Linked DNA regions of Homo sapiens: region 1 is linked to region 2. A link is an interaction called in ENCODE POLR2A ChIA-PET data of the cell type or tissue named here. Cell type or tissue: PC-9. All regions are shown on one strand. Links, peaks and the distances in the headings refer to the core of each region. The heading gives the core; the rest is flanking DNA.

Region 1 (4,401 bases), core at 208-4,207, 690 kb after region 2:
TCTGCATACCTCCTTTAGTTGTGTGCATTTGAAAGAAAATGAATTGTTTTACAGGGTCTTGTGTTTGAGCTTTACTAAAATTGACTTAAAAATAGGAACATCAGTTGATTTGGAGTAGAAAGGAGTATTCATGACTTTATGGAATGGCTAAGATTTCAATTTAAAACCATTTTATTATATGTTAATATTTAGTTAAATAAAACATAAGATTATTTTGTTTTTCTTTCCTCTTAGGAAGTGTTTTATGTTTTCAAAGGACTAATATGTTATTTATCTCTTGCTGCTTACCACCACCCCAGATTTTAGTGGCTCTATTAGTTTTGCTGCTGTAACAAGTTATCACAAATTTAGTGGCCTAAAATAACATATTCATTATTTTACAGTTCTTTAGAGACAGGGTCTCACTCTGAAATCTGAAATGGATTTTACTGTGTTAAAATCAACATGTCAGTGGAATTGTGTTTCTTCTGGAGGCTGTAGGGGAGAATCTGTTTCCTAACTTTTCTTGTTTCTAAAGGCCATCTGTATTTCTTGGCTTGTCCTGTTCCCCCATCTTCAAAGCCAAAAATCACATTACTCTGACCTCTGCTTCCATGGTCATATTTTCCCTGACTCTGATCTTCCTGCCTCTGTGTTTTCCATCATAAGGACCTTTGTGATTATGTTGGGCCTGACCAGATAATTCAGGATTATCTCCATCTAAAGATTCTTAATCACATCAGTAAAGTCTCTTTTGCTCTGTAAGGCAACATATTCAGAGGTTTAGGGTATTAGGACAAAAAATCTTTGAGGGACCATTATTTTGCCTACCATAGTGGCTTAAAACAATACTCTTATTTCTCATGATTCAGTGGGTCAACAATTTGTATTGTGCTCAGCCGGGCTGTTCTTCTGCTTGTCTCTGCAGTGGTCATGCAGGAATCTTCAGTGATCTGGCAGATTATCTGGAGCTGGATGGTCTAAGGTGGCCTTATTCATATGTTTGGTAGTTGATACTGACCATCACCTGGGCCATGTGTCTCCTCTAGTAGACTTAACCTGGGCATGTTCACTTAGTGGCAGAGAGAGAGAGAGACCCCAAACTGTAAAATCTCTTGATGCCTAAAAGTCTCACAATATCACTTGTACCATATTTTATTGGTCAAAGCAGATCACAAGGCCAGCCCAGATTCAAGGGTGAAGAAATAGATTCTGTCTTTTGATGAAAGCAGAAAAAATTTGTGGCCGTTAAAAATCTTATATAACTAACTTTACATATTTTATTCCTTCTGTAATATTCCTGTAATAGTTATGACATTGGGGTACTCATTTAGTGAATCTTGACATAATTGCTTAGGATTTCACTTTTGAAATGTGTTTAACTGTCATCCTGTATGGCAATTGGTGATTTTAGAAGATACTGCAATTTTATGAACCTTTGATTAAACTTGTGTTTTAACACTGATATATTTATTTATGTAGAAACTGCTGGAGCGAACCCGTGCCAGGCGAGAGAATCTTCAGAGAAAAATGGCTGAGAGGCCCACAGCAGCTCCAAGGTCTATGACTCATGCTAAGCGAGCTAGACAGCCACTTTCAGAAGCAAGTAACCAGCAGCCCCTCTCTGGTGGTGAAGGTAAAAGACTTTGTGGGGAAAAATAACATTTACTTTTTTTTTCTTTTGAAGGAGACAAGCCCCAAACATTTCATTAGCATATAGAAGAACCAAGCTCTTTGGGAGACAAATGTAACAGCCTCTGGGGGAAATAACAGCCTTCTATTCTATTTCAGAGTTATTATATTAGGCCTAGAACCTATAGGGTTGGAACGGTTTCTTCTAAAAAATATTTTAAATTAATTGATTGAACTTTATTTTCTTCATTCTGAAGTTATCCTTAAAACCTCAAGGGAAGAAAAATAAAGGAGTAGGGTAACATTTATACTTACAGTAGTGTGTAGTTTTTTTATCCCAGGGGTGGCAGAACAGCTGGCCACTGAGTTTGGGTGGTGTCTCCGGTACCAGCAAGGCAATGGAAGGCACACTGCCCATGCTTGACATTTAATGAACCCTTTTCACTCTCTATTTGCTGAACCAACTCTCTAAAGTTTAGGTTGTTAATCTCCAGAAGTGGTGGAATTAAACACAAGCACACACACACATACACACAAACAAAAACTCACCTGTAGTCTTACTCTTTCCTCAATCCTAGGATTGATTCCCAGCCAGCATCAGACAGCCTCCTTAGTCTTTTCCTGGAGTGTAGAATAGTCTGGAGATAATAATCTTCCTTAGTACGACTGTAAAATACTGTAATACAACTGTAAAATAAAATATAGAAAAAATTACAGAGGGCAAAACCAATGTTTTTTTAAAAAAAAAGAAAGCAGAGAAGTGTACATGGGGCTAGCTCAGTTATTTTGGAAGCTAATCATAGAACAAGAATTAGTTTTCATACGTTTATCCATTTTGAAGGGAGAGTGAAGGAAATACATTACATATTATATGGTATTCAGCCAGGAAAATAGGGGCCTGACCCTAGTCCAGGATCTTCGTTTTCACTGTGAGATGGGTTTGTACTATTGAGTGCTATGTATTTGAAACCAGTGTTACCTAAACTTCTTTAGGTAGAAGTTCAAAACTACATTTCGATGTTTAGGTAGAAGTTCACATTTACTGTTTTAGATAATTGTAAACTAGAAGAATTCTGTATTTCCAGATGGTATTGCATGTTAAAGCAGGAACACTTTCAAAAATTATTAGATGTGTTCATAGAAAATAGATCGATAAGTGAGTTATAAAACATTAGAAAGTTTCAAAAATAAAAAAAGGAAAAGAAAAGAAAAAAGAGCCAAGTGTAGTGGCTCACGCCTGTAATCCCAACACTTTGAGAGACTGAGGTGGGCAGATTGCTTGAGCTCAGAAGTTGGAGACCACCTTGGGCAACATAGCAAAACCCTGTCTCTACAAAAAATACAAAAATTAGCTGGGCATGGTGGCACATCTGTAGTGCCAGCTACACAGGAGGCTGAGGTGGGAGGATCGCTTGAGCCCAGGAAGTTGAGGCTACAGTGAGCTGAGATTGCACCACTGCATTCCATCCTGGGTGACAGAGTGAGGCCCTATCTCAAAAAAAGAAAAAAAGAGACATAAAAGTGGAGTGGGGAAAAAATAGATTAGAAAGTTTCATGATGTATATTTACTTAGGTTGATGTCAACGAGGCAATCATGATTTATCCCTGATACTACTTTGGTCACTGCCAGAACATTTGTTTAGGCAGTTGATGAAACTGACCTCATATGAAATGTACCTTCTTTGAAAATATTAATTTTCCAGGAGATATATTGAAACTCATAGTTAGAAATAATATGCCTTATGGTTCTGATAGATTTTTTTTTTTTAATTTTAGGGCTTTTTCAGTTATTTTATAGGTGTTCATAGAAGCTTGAAATATGAAATGTTAAATATTTGTACTGGTGAATTTGTTTGGTATTGACCAGATAATTCAGTCACTTTTTCTGTCTCCTGTCGTAATCCTAAACCTCAAGCCAATTGCCCTTCTAACCATGCTTATTAGTTATTTTCCATGAAAGAATGTTTCAAAAACAGAAAACCTGGTTTCTACACTTGGCTCAGCTGTGTGACTTTAGGCGGGCAACTGAATTTCTCTAGGCTTGATTTTTCTTATCTGAAGATGAGGTGATTAGGCTGTATAATCCTTAAAATCTGTTAGAATGCTTTCTTATTCTGTGTGTATGCACTTTTTATTTACTATTGTCTTAACACTATATAAAGTGTTATGCATATATTTTGAAAATATGATTTAAATATCTTTATTTTTATTTTTCCATAAGTTATTGGGGTAGAGGTGGTATTTGGTTACATGAGTAAGTTCTTCAGTGGTGATTTGTGAGATTTTGGTGCACACATCACCCGAGCAGTATACACTGCACCATATTTGTAGTCTTTTATCCCTCGCCCCCCTTCCGCTCTTCCCCCCAAGTCCCCAGAGTCCATTGCATCCTTCTTATGCCTTTCCATCCCCACAGCTTAGCTCTAAATATCTTTTCATTAAGGTTTTTATAATATAAATTGTGTCTGCTTGAAAAGATCTTTCATATCAGATTTCTAAGTTGCTGAAAGAGAATGGGGTTTTACATACTTCTGGTTGTAACTAAAATCATTTAAAAGAATAGGGAGGGGTGATGTTTTATTAATTTGTTGAGTATCTACCCTCAAGTTTTTCATGTGAGAAATTACAAATTTGAATGTCTTTTTTCATCGTTTTTAATGTAGAGAAATCTTGTACAAAACCATCGCCATCAAAAAAACGCTGTTCTGACAACACTGAAGTAGAAGTTTCTAACTTGGAAAATAAACAACCAGTTGAGTCGACATCTGCAAAATCTTGTTCTCCAAGTCC
Region 2 (4,401 bases), core at 73-4,072:
CTCTCTCTCTCTTTCTCTCTTTCTTTCTGACAAGGTCTCTCTCTGTCACCCAGGCTGGAGTGCAGTGGCGCGATCTCAGCTCATTGCAACTCCGCCTCCCGGGTTCAAGCAATTCTTGTGTCTCAGCCTCCCAGGTAGCTAGGATCACAGCCATGAGCCACCACGCCTGGCTAATTTTTTTTGTATTTTTAGTAGAGATGGGGTTTCACCATTTGGCCAGGCTGGTCTCAAACTCCTGGCCTCAAGCAGTCCACCCGCCTCAGCCTCCCAAAGTGCTGGGATTACAGGCGTAAGCCACCGCGCCCGGCTGCCCTTGACTTTTATTCACAGTATTTCTATTTAAGAGCATGCAGTTCTATAGGGTTTTGTATGCCCATTTTACATCCTCTATCTTGTGAGCAATAATAGTAATATGTCTGGGAGAGTCTGAGCCACATTCAGGAGGAGATTTGGCAAAAAGAGTTAAGGAAAAAGCCACAGAAGCATCATGGGTACAAAGTTTAGAAGCAATGGGGGGGCATCGGTCTTTACACATCTGTTAGGAATGTCATGCAGCTAAAAGCAGCATCCCTGATAAACCTGTTTGGTATCTACTCGGCAAAACGGAGAAAACCCATAGGAATTTCAGCATTGTACCTGTCTTGTCTCTTGTACACATTCCTCTCTCATTTAATGGTTGGTCATACCAGAGGCCATTTTCCTGCTAACTCCTTCTCCGCCAAACTCAGTATTTTAATGTACTAGTTGTTATTGCACATATAACTAGAATCTTCTATAATTATTATATGTTTGTAGCTTTTCTCTTGTGTCTGTGAAAGTCATTCTTTGGTTAACATAACCATCTTTTATTCACTTTCACCCAAAATTACAGTTCATAGCATACTTCAGGAAGGGAAAATGTTGAGGCATCCTCTTTATAAACCACCTAAATTTCTAAGGATGCCAGGGAATCAATGGTGGTAAATAAGCTTAAAGAAAGAAAAGAAGTCTCAGCTTAACTTGAGACTCAATTTTGCTCAGATTCATTTGAGAGATGACACTTTTTGATTCCCACCATTTATATATATATTAGTTTCTTTTTTCCTTTCACTCTTTCTTTATTTTTGTTTCATTTTGTTTTGTTTTGTTTCTTTTTTGAGATGGAGTCTCACTCTGTCACCCAGGCTGGAGTGCAGTGTCACGATCACAGCTCACTGCAGCCTCATCCTTCTGGGCTCAAGTGATCCTCCCACCTCAGCCTCCTGAGTAGCTGGGGCTACAGGCGCATGACCCCATGCCCGGCTAATTTTTTTTTATTTATTTTTTGTAGAGATAGGGTTTTGTCCTGTTGCCAAGGCTGGTCTTGAACTCCTGGGCTCAAGCCATCCACCCACCTTGGACCACAAAATGCTGGGATTACAGGCATGAGCCACCACAGCCAGCCTAGTTTCCAGTCTTTTCATATTTCCCTTAGAATCTCCATTTTGTATACACAATCTCATTTTTACTTATCATGAACAAAAACCATTTTTAGATTGCTGTTTCATAGGCTTTTAAAAATCAGGTATGGGCCGGGTGCGGTGGCTCACGCCTGTAATCCCAGCACTTTGGGAGGCCGAGGCCGGCGGATCACTTGAGGTTGGGAGTTCGAGTCCAGTCTGACCAACATGGAGAAACCCTGTCTCTACTAAAAATACAAAATTAGCTGGGAGTGGTGGCACATGCCTGTAATCCCAGCTACTTGGGAGGCTGAGGCAGGAGAATTACTTGAAACCAGGAGGCAGAGGTTGTGGTGAGCCATGGTCGCACCATTGCACTCCAGCCTGGGCAACAAGAGCGAAACTCCATCTCAAAAAAAATTATATATATATATATTCCATGCATTAAGAAGAATTTCTAGAACTATATAAACCAAAGTGTGGAGTGAAATTGTAGTGGGCATTTTATTTCTTTTTGTTTATATTTTCTACTTTTTCTAAGTGAACTCATTTTACTATTTTGATTAAAAAAAAAAGCTATTTAAAAGAAATTTTAAGTTCATTTATTCCTTCATTCAGTAGCAAGTCTTGGCATTATTTCTCAGTTTGAGCCTTTTAAAAAATAATAATAAAATATACATTTTACAAGAACAACCAGATTCTCTTCATAGCCCTTACATTTTGAACTAATGTATTTTATTTGTTGACAGTTTGGGTGAAGTCAGAGAGACATTTTCAAGTTTAAATTTCAAATTTCAAGTGTTAATTTCTATATAAAATCCTTTCCTAAATCAAAATTTTTACTTCAATAAAATGGATCTACCTTTATGTTTTGAAAAACTATGATTTTTAAAAATGAATTAGGCAAGATTGAATATTTTTCTTTTACTGTATTTTTAAATGTTGCTTATTCACAAATCCTTCCATCCTTCAGATTAAGGCCTAATTTGTGAGTAATATTCAAGTCATTAATTTCACAATTACTATTACATTATTAAATTTCTATTTAGAGGTACTTAGTGTCATATTTTCAAAAGGAAATAGACACATCTAAAACAAGAAACAGGAAACGCAGCATGAAATGTACCATTGCGGTGGTTAACCACAGTAGCCACTGGGTGTCTCCACTGCTTCACACCAGTCACTATCTCTGATGGAAGTTTCCAACGAAAACAGGAGATGAAGAGCAAAGCTTTATTTACAGAATTCTTAATTAGGAACTGATGCAGCATTTACATGCCAGACATTTTATTTAGAAACAGTTCTGCTCATGTAGGCAATATTTTCTTGCATTCTTTGATAACTGGGCATTTGATTTGCCAAGGAGAGGAAGGGAAACATTTATTATTTTTCTTAACATCCTATCATTTCCTATTCCAATTTTTAAATCGGAAACAAAGATTCTTCATTTGCGACATCTTGGCTATTTTCATAGCTACCATTTTCAGAGTTCTATAATGAAATAACTCTACTAAAAGCAAGAAAATTTACCACTAGACAGGAATATGGTATGTTTTCCTTTTGGAAAAGTAGAAAACTATATTGCTGGTAGCTTTCTACCTCTGAGAAATGTCACTGTGCCCCAAAAGAGCTAGTGAATAGAAGAAAAAGACAGGAATCAGCCACAGAGTAGTAGAACTGGCCTCTGGGTAGGTGATCTTTAAAGTTAACTCTCCACCAGGCAGGGTGGCTCACGCCTGTAATCCCAACATTTTGGGAGGAGGTATGCAGATCACTTGAGCTCAGGAGTTCCAGACCAGCCTGGGCAACATATGAAACCCCATCTCTACTAAAAATACAAAAATTAGCCAGGTGCGGTGGCGCACACCTGTAGTCCCAGCTATTCAAGAGGCTGAGGTGGGAGAATTGCTTGAGCTCAGGAGGTTGAGGTTGCAGTGACCATGTCACTGCACACCAGCCTGAGCAACAAAGCTTGTCTCAAAAAAAAAAAAAAAAAAAAAAAACAACAAAAAAAAAAAACTAACCATTCCTGGGATTGCAGATCTAAACCTTGGGACTGACTATAATTTAGAAACTTAACCTCAGTTTATATTTCTAGATGCCATTAAATTTGCAATTTGTTCATTTAGGGTACATTTTTTTCTTCATCTTGCCTTCTTTTAGTTTAATTTTTCCACTCCAAACCTACCGCTTTCTTCTGTGTTCTCAGTTTCTTCTGCCATCTACCATTCCCATTTTTATTTTTCCTTCGCTGCCCCTTTTCATTTGCTTGGTTGAGTAGATAAATTTTGAATGAAAGTCATTGTTTTTCAAAAATCCTACCTTAGCCTCAAATCATTCCATCAGAAGAAAGGAATTCTAGAAATTTAACATAAATAGTTCAAAGTTTAAGATGCTCCCTAAACACAAATACAATTGCATACGTCCCCTAGTATTCACTGTGATATAATAAACTGACTATATAACTGATTTACTTATCTGCTTAAGGAAACTAATGAATGGTGGAATCAGAAGAACAAACTTCGAATTCAAACAGCAACAAAATTATAGACAACATATTTTTGATTCTACAAACTACAAATAGAGTAGCCAAACACAGAACTTGGTGTAGGTGACAGAACTTCAAGACGGAAAGTAGAATTTAAATATCAAGTTCACATTATCAGGAAAAGATATAGTTATGAGTTAAAGAATACATTGTTTTAAATATTCAAATAAATGAGGGGGAAGAAGTAATATAAGATTATGGATCCCAGATTTGACATTAATTTCATATCATGTACTTAATTCACAGAGTTCTCTGCAGAAGGGGAAAGGATTAAGGAATCTCATAGGTGATCAGGGAGAGAGTGGATCTCAGCTATCTTCTACCAAGTGAAGACAGATCCACACAAAACCCTACATAGCCTTCTGCAATTTGCTATTTTTACCTAACATTTTATTTTTAAGATTAAATACTACATTTATTTTTTTTAATATAGTA

Evidence for each region. ChIA-PET counts read pairs that join two places held together with the same protein. Peaks named below come from ENCODE experiments on the same cell type or tissue, not always from the same donor. Only the 100,000 strongest peaks of a DNase experiment are listed, where the experiment ranks them.
Region 1: POLR2A ChIA-PET joins it to region 2 with 12 read pairs; 2 of 35 experiments call an interaction of 5 or more read pairs at or near these places.

What each region holds. Positions count from the first base shown.
Region 1 is chr7:36,394,805-36,399,205 of GRCh38, forward strand. ANLN (anillin, actin binding protein) reads left to right here. Exons shown (of 24, transcript NM_018685.5): 2 at 1,462-1,615; 3 at 4,275-4,401. Among named protein-coding and RNA genes, the nearest start is that of ANLN, 7.1 kb to the left of the region's middle. In PC-9, for the core only: no CTCF peak of the experiment used is centred there; no DNase peak of the experiment used is centred there; H3K27ac peaks cover 713 bases.
Region 2 is chr7:35,707,072-35,711,472 of GRCh38, forward strand. No RefSeq gene overlaps it. Among named protein-coding and RNA genes, the nearest start is that of LINC03013, 7.2 kb to the right of the region's middle. In PC-9, for the core only: CTCF peaks have their summits at 2,567 and 2,766; DNase peaks (open chromatin) are centred at 580 and 2,570.